Linked DNA regions of Homo sapiens: region 2 is linked to region 1. Evidence: chromatin contacts called from ENCODE Hi-C or POLR2A ChIA-PET data. All regions are on one chromosome and are shown on one strand. Each heading gives the region's core, a stretch centred on a gene start or an enhancer-like site at or near the end of the contact. The rest is flanking DNA. Distances are from core to core; before and after follow the strand shown.

Region 1 (2,916 bases), core at 189-2,688:
GGTATATTACACTTGGTATATATAATATACTTCACATATACCTTATATAATAATTTATATTATGTGATACTATATTATAATGTATTAAATATATAATATACTATTTAATAATCATAATCATATATATTATTTAACATAATATATTAACATATGCTTAATATTTAATATATTAGACTAGTTATATAAATAATATATGATATAACTATATTACATATAGAATATATTATTTATATACTTCATATATAATATATAACGACATAAATATATAGATATATATTAATATATACTTCATATATAATGTATTATATGTGAGCTATTATATATAATATATAACAATATATAATATAGTAATAAACTTCGGAGAAAAGAAATATTCTACATTGTGGAAGTTTATATTATATATGATATATACTATATAAGATATATATTATATTATTATATAATATAATGCATATGAGGTATTATATAGACTTCATATATGTTATATATGAAGTATGTTAATATATAACACCTTAATAATTATACTTTATAACATTTTGGCTAATCCAAAGGCAATTTATTTCAAAACTTAGAGTTTACTAACTTAAGTGGAAGTGGAGGAGAGTAAATTTTGACAGAAAATGGAACAGCAAAAAGTTCTTTTCAAATGTTTGATTATTGTTTCATAGTATATAATTGTAGTTCCTTACAATATTAGTTTATCTGTTTCATATTTCTTGGAAAAAACCCTTTAATGTTAAGGCTCCTATGTAGGAATTCTTTGATGAGCGCGGAAAAGCTGGAGTGAAGGGGTTGATAAATGTTTAAATTAACAAACTTGATTTTAAACTATCCAATAAATATTTCTCTTAAAAAGTTAGGCATATTTTGATCAGTTTGGTTCCTGTTTTATTTTTTTCCTTTCTTGATCCGCTTCTCAGCTGTGGCTGCGATCTCTGGCATCTCCACAGCATTGATGAAAAAACCCTTTTAAAATGACTGTATCTTGTGTCTTGTGTGGTCTTCTCTCTTCTCTCTCAATTTAAAGTATTAAAATTGTTTAACATCTTTCTAGGAAGCAGGTAACACAATGGTAAGTTTACAATCTTCCTCCTGTCCCTTTGTATACAGGGGTCAATTTATGTTGGTAATATGGTGAATGATCAAGCTCCAATATTAAACTTTGGAGACAAGTAATATCCTACCTTGTGGAAGTTTGAATTAAAAGATCTCTTTCAAGTGCAGTTGAGAATTTAGCCATAACTCTATCATTCAGAGATAAATTAAAATTCAGTGTGCTAGTGTATGTGCATGTTTTACATCAAAGGCAATGGTACCAAGAATGCATACTTAACCTTCCGCCGTGAGGAGTTTGAATTGGAAAATTTTAATCCAGGTTATAAATCACTTGAGAGACATTTAAAATAGCCACAAGGGGGCAGCAAAACACACAGGATTCCCTGAATCCACTGACGCAGGAACATTTCGCTGTGTCTTACGAAGGCAAACGAAAGAACGAATTAAAGTACCTGGCGTTTGAGCCGTCTTCAAACACTGGCATTTCTAGTACCAATACAGTGAAGCCGGCAGGGGAGACGCTATACTTCCTAACTGAATAATATATGAGACACCAACTTTCTAAGTATTTCTTTTCTTTTTCTTCTTTTTTTTTTTTTTTGAGATGGAGTCTCGCTCCCTCACCCAGGCTGGAGTGCAGTGGCGCGATCTCAGCTCACTGCAAGCTCCGCCTCCCGGGTTCAAGCGATTCGCCTGCCTCAGCCTCCGGAGTAGCTGGGATTACGGGCACCCGCCATCACGCCTAGCTAATTTTTGTATTTTTAGTAGAGTCGTGGGGAGGGTTCACCATGTTGGTCAGGCTGCTCTCGAACTCCTGACCTCAGGTGATCCATCCGCCTCGGCCTCCCAAAGTGCTGGGATTACAGGCCTGAGCCACGTGCCCGGCCCCTTTCTAAGTATTTCTTATGAAGGGCTACTGTGATTTGCACCCAGGGAGGGCGAAAACCTGTCAGTGGCTCATGATACTTACCAGTGGAGCAGATTGTAAATTCCTCTTCCTCCTTCTCCTATAAAGATTTCTCTGTATTCCAGGGGCAAATAACAATAGGTAAAGTATCAGTTAGATTTAACTTTTAAAAATAAGAAACAGACCCTCTTGCAGAAGCAGTAAATACTTATGAATCACTTATCAATTATCAGGCACTGTTCCACAGGGAAGAGTCCAGGGTACTGGTCGAACCTGGATTTTATTGTCAGGCTTTCTTGGTGTGAAACTGTACAAGCTCGGGCAGATTTCTTCGCCTTTAGATGTCTTAGTTTCTTCACTTGTAAGATGAGGCTAATTCTATAGGTTGCTTTAAAGATTAAGTAAAATAATATATGCCAGCTCAGTGGCTGACATATGATAAGAATTGAATTAACAGTTATAAAATTACTATCATACATGAGTGGCATGTGGTATTACTCAGTATTGTTTCTTGGTAACTAAATGATTATATGTAATTTCATTTAATTCTTACAACTAGTGTGAGAGACCAGTTTTATTTCTCTCCATTTTTATAGGTGAGAAGTTGAGGTTCAAAAGGACTGATTGCCTAATATAAATAAAACGGAAAAGCTAGGATTTGAACCTATCGTTTTTCTGACTCCCAGACTCAGGTACTTTCAACCACACCTGTGTAGGTAGGCTACCATCATATTTTTCCCCCTCTTCCTGGTAACTCCTAAAGTCACCTGAAGTCACCTAATAGATCTTGGAATGAGTTAGAAGTTCCACTAGGCCAGCACAAGGCAGGATCGCATGAGTCTTCTCATGCACTAATCAGACCAGGGTGTGGGGACGGAGGAGAGGAAAGACTTTCTAGTAATCATGGAGGAAGCAAGTATTACCCCCATGTCTCAAACCCAAATCAGTCTCAC
Region 2 (2,868 bases), core at 261-2,760, 260 kb after region 1:
GAATGAAAGAGACGGCACAAGAGAATTCTTCGGTGTGTTGGAATTATCCTGTATCCTACATACAGTATAGTTACAAAAATTTATGTGTGTATAAAAACTCAGATCTGTCTACCAAAAGCAGTAAATGTTACTCGAGGTAAATGAAAAATAATGCTGCTGAATTCCAGGGGGAATGACAGAATTGATGCCAACTTTAAAGAGCTAAAAGCTGCAAGAATGATGATCCCCATCATGTCTCTGTTTAACCCACCATTCTCGGGCCTGCTACAATGCTGCACAGACTCTGTTGAACGACAGTAGGATATCACAGACTCCATCAACTAGAAGCCTCTTGATGGCAGCAGTGGTGGTAGATACTGTATCTTTGCTAGAGCAGATTGATATGGCTTCTGGTACATAGCATGTGACCACTGACTTAATTAATACATTTTTTTTTCCATCACTCTTAGGAAGGACAACCAGAAACAGTACAGAATCAAATTTGCATGGGATAGAAAACAGTATATATTTATAGTCTTGTCCCAAGGCCAAACTAATTTTCCTCCCATAATCAGAATAAAGTCTGAAGGGATATGGGTCACCTTGGTATTTTGCAGCACATTACACTGGTCAGCTATATGGGTGATACTGTTATTATTGGAATGGATGAACAGGAAATGGAAAATCTATTGGAAGTCTTGGTAAGATATATGCACTTGAAAGGATTGCCAACCTAAAAAACAAACAGAGGCTTTCTAAAAGAAAACACTTATTTGGGAATAAAATATTGCGATGGGAATATATGCATGCCATAGTAAATATGTGCATATTCAGGGAGGTAAAGGAAGACAAAGGTTTTTAAAGGGAAAAACTCAGGAGTATTACTTAATTGTTTTGAAATAATTATCCTTTGTAACAAAGATCAATAACAAGAGTGACGACAGTCGAGGTTAGGGAGGCAGTTGCTGGGCAGATGTCCTGGCAGAAGTATATTTTGTGTAAAGTTATTGTGGTCTTTGTGAAGGTTGTGGATTGTCTCATTTTTGTTGTTGTTGTTATCAAGCATACAAGTGTGAGAATCCTCTCTTCATGGCCTTCACTGGCCCTATCTGTCAGGATTTTCTTAACATTAGTGACTCCTTCTGACAACTTTCACAGGGTGGTAGATAAACCCTATGAAGGTACAGGTGCCCATTATGTCACTAAACTTTCTAGGAGTCCAGAGCCTAGAACATGCCAGGACAACCTTCAAAGCACCCCCTCCACCTCCAAGGCGAAGGAGAAAGCATGTTAGTCCTGTTTGGGTTCTGAAGTCTACAAATTTGTAGCATATGAGATTTCTGTTTTTCTTCCTCTGTGTTTCAAAAATAGACTGTGCCCTTCAGCACCTAAAAAATAATGAAATAACGTAATAATATTCATAATAAAGAATAGCATCTCATGCCAGGATTTCCAATATATCCTGCCTTTGTTGGTGGTCAGCAGTAGGAAGCGAATCCCTATTTTCCTCAGCCCAGTCATCCTCAGAGGACACTGGCAACGGGCCACTGTAACCACAGGGAAAATTAGACATATGACAAAGCTGGAGGCTAAAAATAGAATTCCTTTCCGATCAGCTTGTTCTATGCAATGCTTTTAATCTGGGGCTACCCTTCGTATGATCACTCAGTCACATGGACTAATCTAGTATCATCAACATCAAGGGAATTTCCAAGACACTTTACTATAGCAAATGAAATTCCATTTTTAAAAATAGGAAAACAATAGTGGTGTTCAGACGTTTTCCTGGATATTTTCTGGGGAACCTTCAGGGCTACTAATGTGTTTGTCTCTCAAGTATGCTTTAAGTTATCTTTGCTTGGTTCATAGACTCTTTTAAATGTCTGACTTATAACCACATCCTCAAAATACATTCATAAATACATTTGCCCAGCTTTGCCTACAGTTTCAGGTAAGTAGCAGAACTCCTGAAAAGCCCTGGGCTTTATAGACTCCCATGGGTAAGAAACGCTGCGTTGGACAATGTTTTTCCATGCCATGTATTGAATTGACATCTAAGCCAGCAACATTAATACAATGATCTAAAAAAGAGCTTTAGACACTGCAGCTATTAAGGTGTGAAAATTCTAGTTAGCAACAGGGACATCCTCTGCTGGAGATGAAGTTCTATGTTTTGTTATACTGAGCTGCTGAGTAATTCTTGTTTGTTCAGAAATCAAAATCCATATTCTTCTTTCATTGATTGTAATTTCAGTGGGGGCAAACAAGTGATATTAAAAGTTCGAGCTGTTGCTTAAGCCTTTAGTTATTGATATCATTATAAGATCAAGTCATTATTTATTATTTACTTTGGCTTGATAAATAGACTTGACGTATATGCTTACTTATAAGTTCCTCCTGAAATCATGCTATGATGAAATAACTAATAATGGCATTTAAAATAATAATGGCTATAGGTAATGAGTACTTATATGCAAGCATTGTGCTAAATGCTTTGGAGGCATTGTCTCAATGAAGTTGTACAATAATTCTCCCAGGAGGTAATATTATTCACATTTTACAGATGAGAAAGCAGAGGTATAGGGAGGTAAAGTAACTTGGCCAAAAGTCTGTATCTAGTAAAGTACAATGCTAGGATTTTGACCACAGGTCTTTTCCATTCCTAAAGCTTTGTATTAAATAGCTATGATATAATGCCTTTTTTGTAGAAAAAGAAAAAAGATAAATTTAAGAAAATCTTATTTATTATTTTTTCCTTTATTCATACAAGAGGATTATTTCTTTATTCACACAAGAGGATTTTCTTCATGAAAACTTAAATGTTAATGTTATTGAACTATAGCTTATAGATAATCAAATACAACTTACAATATTGCACATAATCATGTG

What was found. Hi-C counts contacts between places; a loop is a spot of excess contacts on that map. ChIA-PET counts read pairs that join two places held with the same protein, here RNA polymerase II (POLR2A). Pooled maps may share reads with other maps.
Region 2: a pooled map shows a loop between it and region 1 (4-fold over the local background). The contact joins two enhancer-like sites. A Hi-C loop is called at or near these places in 1 of 168 maps with a recorded cell type or tissue (transverse colon) and 3 of 50 pooled maps. POLR2A ChIA-PET finds 5 or more read pairs at or near these places in 2 of 52 experiments (GM10248 and Panc1).

The regions. Positions count from the first base shown.
Region 1 is chr17:69,567,798-69,570,713 of GRCh38, forward strand. No RefSeq gene overlaps it. Among named protein-coding and RNA genes, the nearest start is that of LINC01483, 25 kb to the right of the region's middle. RefSeq lists an enhancer at 1,299-1,800. Within about 2 kb of position 1,439, at least 10 of the 41 ENCODE cell types and tissues checked have a DNase peak (open chromatin) inside an H3K27ac peak, as active enhancers do.
Region 2 is chr17:69,826,726-69,829,593 of GRCh38, forward strand. All of the region lies in intron 3 of LINC01483 (long intergenic non-protein coding RNA 1483), which reads left to right. Among named protein-coding and RNA genes, the nearest start is that of LINC01497, 130 kb to the right of the region's middle. Within about 2 kb of position 1,511, at least 2 of the 41 ENCODE cell types and tissues checked have a DNase peak (open chromatin) inside an H3K27ac peak, as active enhancers do.